Linked DNA regions of Homo sapiens: region 1 is linked to region 2. Evidence: chromatin contacts called from ENCODE Hi-C or POLR2A ChIA-PET data. All regions are on one chromosome and are shown on one strand. The core of a region is the stretch at or near the end of the contact, and the rest is flanking DNA. Distances in the headings are between cores, read along the strand shown. Region 1 overlaps LOC107986166 (a long non-coding RNA gene). Region 2 overlaps LOC105374264 (a long non-coding RNA gene).

The links. Hi-C counts contacts between places; a loop is a spot of excess contacts on that map. ChIA-PET counts read pairs that join two places held with the same protein, here RNA polymerase II (POLR2A). Pooled maps may share reads with other maps.
Region 1: a loop to region 2 is called in a map of gastrocnemius medialis, with 2.4 times the contacts of the local background. The contact joins two enhancer-like sites. A Hi-C loop is called at or near these places in 1 of 168 maps with a recorded cell type or tissue (gastrocnemius medialis) and 1 of 50 pooled maps. POLR2A ChIA-PET finds 5 or more read pairs at or near these places in 3 of 52 experiments (CD8-positive, alpha-beta T cell, T-cell and WTC11).

Annotation. Positions count from the first base shown.
Region 1 is chr3:188,004,819-188,008,913 of GRCh38, forward strand. All of the region lies in intron 2 of LOC107986166 (a long non-coding RNA gene), which reads right to left. Among named protein-coding and RNA genes, the nearest start is that of LINC01991, 30 kb to the left of the region's middle. Within about 2 kb of position 2,058, at least 13 of the 41 ENCODE cell types and tissues checked have a DNase peak (open chromatin) inside an H3K27ac peak, as active enhancers do; they include gastrocnemius medialis, where a contact is called at or near this core.
Region 2 is chr3:187,856,701-187,860,556 of GRCh38, forward strand. The region is part of intron 2 of LOC105374264 (a long non-coding RNA gene); the gene reads right to left. Among named protein-coding and RNA genes, the nearest start is that of BCL6, 110 kb to the left of the region's middle. Within about 2 kb of position 1,576, at least 4 of the 41 ENCODE cell types and tissues checked have a DNase peak (open chromatin) inside an H3K27ac peak, as active enhancers do; they include gastrocnemius medialis, where a contact is called at or near this core.

The DNA of each region.
Region 1 (4,095 bases), core at 808-3,307, 150 kb after region 2:
GCAACCCCTAGTTCTAAGAACTCCTCTTTGTATCCTCTCTCGCCTTCAGGGCAATGTCTCTGATGTTGGCAGGTACCACTAGCTATCCCTAATAAGAACAGCAGATATGAAGCTGTCAGGACCTTAACGAGGCACTTCGCAGGTTACAAATCATTCTCTCATCCTTTACTTTGGTGAACCTCAGAACCACCCTGTGACCTAGGCATTGAGGTGACCACCACCATCCTTCAGATGAGCTCATGGGACAGAGCTGTCAGAATGCCTGGTGGATGCCTGGGTGCGACACCTGCCAAGGCATACAGTGATTACGCGCTGCTTCTGCATAACCTGCAGAAAGACTCTGATTCAGGCCATCTTTTTTGGGCCGATCACGAGGTCAGGAGATTGAGAACAGCCTGGCTAACACGGTGAAACCCCTTCTCTACTAAAAATACAAAAAATTAGCCGGGCATGGTGGCGGGCACCTGTAGTCCCAGCTACTGGGGAGGCTGAGGCAGAAGAATGGCGTGAACCCAAGAGGCGGAGCTTGCAATGAGCTGAGATTGCGCCACTGCACTCCAGCCTGGGCGACAGAGCGAGACTCTGTCTCAAAAAAAAAAAAAAAAAAAAAAAAAGAATCTCAAATTGTGTCTTAACTCACTTTTATGAAGAAAAGTCACACACATTTTCTATCCACCACCCTGTCCCACTGGCAACAGCTTTGGTGCTTGCCTGATGACCGGATCTGTGTTCCCATGGCTACAGAGTAAAGTCAGGGCACCTCAGGCTGGACATCCAAATGACCCCTTGCCGTACTTCTAAGATCCAGGTTTGAGATAGGTCTGGATCAAGATGAAAAATTGCCATTATCCCAGGACTGGCTTTTTATGTCTTGCTTTATCTTGCCATACTTTTTATGTCTTTTTCCCAAGTCATCAAATGTACAAGTGCTTCAAGCCACAGAACTTCAGACTCCCTTAATTTATATTCTTACCTTTCCAGTAAGAATTAACTCTGAGTATTTAGGTTCTTCAGATACAAAATGCCTACTCTCTACTCCATGTAGTAAGAAAACAAAATTTATTTTTGAATATTTACCAGTTTAAACTTCTCACTAACTCATACTGGCCATTATAATTGTATAGGATTTTTCTCCACAGAAGTCAGGAATCTCCTTCAGCATGTTGATGTCAGATGATAGAATGGAGAGGACCAGTGGACTACTCAGTGCCAAGCTTAAGAGGTCATCTCATTAATCAATTGAATGGAAGTTTAATTTATTCATTCAACACACACTTACTAATAACTTGAGCCCCTGTAGTACTTGAGATCTGCTAACATATACATGTTATAAGTATGTTATCCATGCTTTCTAATTAGATTGTGAGGCCCTTCAAAAGAATCTGATCTCAATTTGCCACCACCTGTCTTATAACATCGGGCAACTCACTTCACTTCTCTGGGCCTCAGTTTCCTTATTGTGGGGGGTGGCTAAAAGGAGCGCCCTAAATCCACAGAGTCACCTTCTTCCCACTCAATTCAGCAATTATGGGTTATGCACAGAACATGAGAGCTGCTGAGGAAGCTCAAAGAAGGAAAGAACAAGTGCTGTTCAAGAAGAATCAGAATTGTTGAAGCTGGGCGAGGGTACATGGAAGTTCATCAGATAATTCTGTCTATTTATGTGTATATTTGAAAATCCCCTACAAAAAAAAAAAGCAAGAAAGGAAGAAAGGAAAAAATACAAGGAAATCTAGCAGGCTTCACATAGCGAGAAGCAATTTAGCAGAGTTGAAGCATGGGTAGGATTTCAATGAGCCGACACTTGGTCAGGGGCCATTCCAGGCAGGGAACACCATGAGCCAGGGCATAGAGACTGGAAAATACAAGGTGTTCACAAAGAACTGGGAGTAGCCATGTATGACAGCAGCATGGGGAGCCAGAGGGAGCAGCTGGAGATGGGCTGGAAAGGTATCGTGAGATCAGAGCTGAAGAGCCTCCAGAGGCCCTAGAGGAGTCTCAGCTTAGTTCAGTTCACCAGGGAAAGTGACCTCATTGGTCGCGCTTGAGTTGGCCTTACTGCTTCACAGCCCGCCTGGGTGCAGGCCCAGAAGCAGGGCCATGTGGCAGAAACTGGCAGAGGAGGATGCTGGCAGCACCACCGGGCTTGTTTCTCCACCAGGAAACAAGGTTTCCTATAACTCAGACCCATGAATCAGCATTTCCTCTGTCAATAATACGCAGCCAGAAATGCAACAGCACAGAGCTCGGGGAATGGAAGAAAGGAAGGAATATTCCATGACATCGCCAGGCTCTGCTGCTCTGCTCTCCTTTCCCCTCAAGAAGCACTGCTGATAAGCTCCCGAATGACACTCAGGTTTCATAGGATAAGTTTCTCAGAGAACCGCACGGTACCTCATGACAATTAAGTCCCACAGAGTAGTCGGCGCTCTTGTCATACTGTGTGTCGCTATCACCACGAGGATAAGTAAGAGCACTTTCTGAATTCCTTCATTACATGATAACTAACCATTAATACCACCGTTCTATCATGGCAGAGATTTGAGGATACGTGTGATTTACCTTTGCATTTTTACACTTCCACATTCAATATGTTATTTGATTCTCATGATAATCCCGTGAGGTACACAGAGAGTATCATACTCATTTCACAAGTGTAGATACCGAGGCAGGGAAATTAAATGCTTCTTCCCTGTTGAATCTGTTTTGAAGATTCCGGAACTGACCCCAACTCTTTAAATTTCAGTCCAGTATTCTTTTCAAAGTCATATACTTTTAAGAAATGTTTAAATATTACTATTAAATATATTTAATAATATTACATTAATTGACAGAATATTTAATATACTTAATTTACACTATTAGAGATGTATCGTATGTAAACTATATCTTGTCTAGCACCAGTAAGAATTTTATCCATTCCCTTATTCCATTCATTTATTTATCAGGTATTTCCCGACTGCTTACTATACGCCAGGGTCTGTTATAGACACATTTGGTAGTGAACAAAACAGACAAAAAGCCCCGCCCCTGTAGCGGTCACACTCTAATTGAAGAACTCAGACAATGAGTAAGATAAAAGAGTAAAATTCAGAGTATGTCAGAGAGTTACACGTGCTTTGGAGAATAAAGCAGACCAAGAAGAGGGTAAGGAGCGTTGAAGGGGTGATGCAATTTCACATAGGATGCTCAGGGACTACCTCACTGAAAACATGACATTTAAGGCAAGACCTGGAACGGGAACTAGCCAGCCATGTGGCAATTTGCAGGGTGGTGCGTGGGGCAGGCAGTCAGCAAATGAAACAGCAAATGCAAGGCCCTGAGGTGGTTCCTCCTAGCATGTCCAAGGAACAGTAAGCAGTCAAGTGTGGCTGGACTGGAGGGAGAGACAGGGAGAGGCTAAAGATGCAGGGAGTGGAGACTGGGGATTAGAGCACGTAGCCCACTGTAAAGACCCGGGGTTGACTTAGAGAATTTTCTGTCATTTACTAAAAACCAATACAAGCACTAAAAGACAAAGCTAAAATAAAAACAAGACAAGGCCAAAATGCAAACAACCAAATCATGTAAGGGGAGGTTAAGATGGTGAGGAAGACAGGATAAAAACGTAAGGGGTATATGGAAAGAAAGGAAGAAAGAAATGAAGTGGTTATATTCTGTTCATTTGCTCTTTGTCTCTCTGTATCTTTATTTTTTTCTTTTATTTTTTGAGACAGAGTCTCGGTCTGCCACTTGGGCTGGAGTGCAGACACATGATCTCAGCTCACTGTAGCCTCAACCTTTTGGACTCAAGCGATCCTGCCACCCCAGCCTCCCAAGTAGCAGGGCCTACAGGCACATGCCACCACACCTGGCTTAATTCTTTTTTTTTTTTTTTTAATTTTTAGTAGAGACAGGGTTTCACTATATTGCTCAAGCTGGTTTCAAACTCCTGAGCTCAAGTGATTCACCCGCCTCAGCCTCCCAAAGGGCTGGGATTACAGGCATAAGCCAAGGCACATAGTCTGTCTCTCTCTCTCCACCACACTTCCCTTGCTTGCTCTTTCTTGTTCTCATGCTTTCTCTCTCAGTTTTGGAAATTCCAGATCCAGGATA
Region 2 (3,856 bases), core at 326-2,825:
ATTTCCCAATCTGGAAAGGAGTGGCTACAATTTAGAAGACAGTTAAAATGTCAAGAGCTCCCTCACATAAGATGGGCAAAAGATTCTCACCAGCTCACTTCCCTCTGCTACCCTAAGATAGGCCCTACCTCACATCCTATTCATTCAGCTCAGATACAATTTCCTCCAATAAGCCTTCTCTGACTCTTCACATTCTGTCACTCAAGCTGGAAATAATCTCCCCATTCTCTGAATCCCATAGCTCTTATTCTGTCCTTTTCTTACAACACTGAGCAATTTTTGAAGGCTGGTCAGTCATATGATAATAACTTTACTGGAATGGAAACTTTTGGGGGGTAATGTCCCTGTCTTTTTTCAATATTCCTTAAAACACTGCTGACAGGACTTGAATTACACATGAGAGTCACTTAATGAGATAAATGAAAGACAAATTAGCTTGACACTTCTGTTTGCTTTGTGGCCACAAAGCACTTATAGCTGATTAATTTGGAAATGTGAACTCCTTAGGAAATATTTTTTGGGATATTTTCTTGGGTGTTTTCAAAAAATTCTGAAAACATATGGCAGAATATTTTTTAATTTTAATAATATGATTTAAAGAAACCCAAAACACATGGAAAGCATTAAACTTTGCTGTTAAACAGTAAAGTACAAAAGAAAACAAATTTGAAACACTTACATATTAAAGTAGAAAAATCTTTGAGCAAACAGTGAATGCTTGAAAGATGTTTTTTTTTTGTTTTTTGAAAATAGAATACAAGAGTCATAAAGATGCCTAGACATAATTTCCCAGCCATGTCACTGTTAGGAATTTTGGAATTTATGCAAAGGTAATAACTCAATAACAGCAAAAAGCAAAATGTACAAAGATGTTCATGACACTACAATAGCAAAAAAGCAAGCAAATAAACAAAAAGTTAAAGACAACTCCAAGGTCTCAAGTAAGGGAATGGCATTATTAATTATAAAACAGCATCAAAAATTATATTAGCTAGTCATGAAAATGCAAACTTTAAAAGGAAAATGCTTATTATGTAATGTTAAGTGAAAAAAATTCAGGCCATAAAATGAAATATACATTATGCATGCATGATGAAAAGACAAGAAATAGATAAGAATGTGCAAAAATACAAATAGTTGGATATGGTGTGGGATTCTGGCTTGTTTTCTGTTTTAAAGACATTACATCATCTTTTCAATGACAAACTACATTTTAAGTAATTGAAAACAAAGTCTCATTAGCCTTGTCCTTGTATAAATTCCCAGAGAACACATTATTCTTATTCATTTCCACCTCTGCTACTTGTCTTTGATTTGGACCAGCTCCATTCTATTTTCCCACTTCTCAGTCATCTAACAAGACTAGAAAAAGACCCCCATCAAACAAAGAAGCAAAATGCACCAAGTTTAGCAGAAGCTGTGAATCCAAATCAGCGAACATTGGCTGACTGGATCTAATACCTTGACCCCAACATTGAAAAGGCAGACCCAGATTCTTCAATGACCACAAGAGGCCTTGGTTTAAGAAGCCTGCCAACGAAGCACAATGTTCCCATCCTCAGAAATAGACCCCGGCGGAGCTTCCAGGGGCCCATAAAAGTCTGCACTCTTGGAAGAATGTGACAACTCTGGCAACAAATACAGATTCGTCATTCTCTATATTAAGGGAATGTTCAGTTGCATCAGGCTTTTTTAACAGGGCCAACACTTAGTGCAATTTTGAGGTTGGCAAAGTGAATTTTCACCTACCCCAAGGCTTCTTTCCCTGCCTCCAGATGATCAATAAAATCACCTCATGTTACAGTTTCAAAGTCCTTTCACATCCAATTTCTCATCTGAATCTTTCATCAGCCCAATGAGGTGGGTGTTATTATTCACTTGACTTTTCAGAAGAGAATATTGAGGCTTAGGGAAGTGAAGCGACTTGTCTAAAGCCACCCAGCAAGTCTGGGACTGAATGAGACACAAGCCCCATCCTAACTTCTGGTCAGTTCTCCTTCCATTTACCCTAGGCACTCATCCCTCTTCCAGTTCATAAGGAGAGCTGACCCAGTGCACCTGCTGACAGCGGCACTCAGCGTGCTGCCATCCCAGGGATACCTATGTTTTAAAGGAAGGCAGATGGGGAAAGACAGCATGTAGCCTGTAAGAAGGAAAAGTCAAGTGGAATTCCAAAGAAGATGCTGAAATAGCTGACTTAGCAGCTCTAGGGAACTATAGAGAAAAACACTGAGAGGTAGAGAGAGCTATGAGGAACCCCTGGGGAGACAGAAACTCTTTTTAACTGTCAAGTATGTGTATCTGGAAAGGTCTTAGCCTAAAGCAAAAGGTATCCAGGCTGCTGTAGAAGGATGAAATAAAAGCTGTTGCTTCTTAGACTTCATTTCTCCTCCCTCTCACTCTCACTGTTTTGGGACAGACACGGCACGAGCTTAGAACTCTTGAACAAGTGCTCCTGGGATGTAAAACTAGGGTAGTGTGGAAGCCCTGTGCCTGGGTGGGAGTGAGAAAAAAAATAGACAATGATGGATGGGCCACAGGTGGTCACTGCCCAACTCTCTCCCTCTAAACCGCCAGGGCTGGTGGATTACCATCGCCTTTCCCGGATGCTAGTTCTTTCTAAAGTAAAGAATACATCTGAGGAGCTGTGTGGTGGATGAGGAGTGATATACTCTGGTTTCCTGATGCCTGAAACCCACCACTCTAGGTGCATGCTTCGCTCTATCCCCATCTCAAACTCATCAAGGCAGGTCAGTGCAGACGGAAGTTTGACCTTCAACCCTTCAGTCATTGGCATTGCTGGACAGAATAATCTATACCCTAAAGAAATGGAAGCTGGATCTAAAGAGAAGCACTAATTTTTTTAAAAAAGAAAGAAAAAGGAAAACCAACAACTTGAATTATAGATTCCATAGAAACCAGAGGTATTAGAATGGACAGATTAAAAATTTATGTATGCATATTTTTAAATAAGGTATAATATTAGCAATATGAAATGAAAACAAGAAATCATAAAAAGAATCAAGTATAGGCCGGGCGTGGTGGCTCACGCCTGTAATCCCAGCACTTTGGGAGGCTGAGGCTGGTGGATCACCTGAGGTAGGAGTTCGAGACCAGCCTGACCCACATGGTGAAACCCTGTGTCTACTAAAAATACAAAAATTAGCTGGGCATGTTGGTGTGCACCTGTAATCCCAGCTACTTGGGAGGCTGAGGCAAGGGAATTGCTTGAACCTGGGAGGCAGAGGTTGCAGTGAGCCGAGATCGTGCCACTGCACTCCAGCCTGGGTCTCAGAGTGAGACTCCATTTCAAAAAAAAAAAAAAAAAGGAATCAAGTATAAATTTAGGTGTGACAAATATAATAGTTAAGATAATGATGATAACTAGTAGAAAAGATTCTGTTGAGAAATGACTTAGTGAATGAGGAGATCACTAAGTCAAAATTTATCTCAATGCAATAAGAGCTATTTATGACACAGCCACAGCCAATATCATACTGAATGGCAAAAGCTGGAAGCATTCCCTTTGAAAACCGGCAGAAGACAAGGATGCCCTCCCTCACCACTCCTATTCAGCATAGTATTGGAAGTTCTGTCCAGGGCAACCAGGCAAGAGAAAGAAATAAAGGGTATTCAAATGGGAAGAGAGGAAGTCAAATGCTCTCTGTTTCCAGATGACATGAATGTCTATTTGAAAACCCCATTGTCTCAGCCCAAAATCTCCTTAAGCTGATAAGCAACTTCAGCAAAGTCTCAGGATACAAAATCAATGTGCAAAAATCACAAGCATTCCTATATACCAATAATAGACAAACAGAGAGCCAAATCATGAGTGAACTCCCATTCACAATTGCTA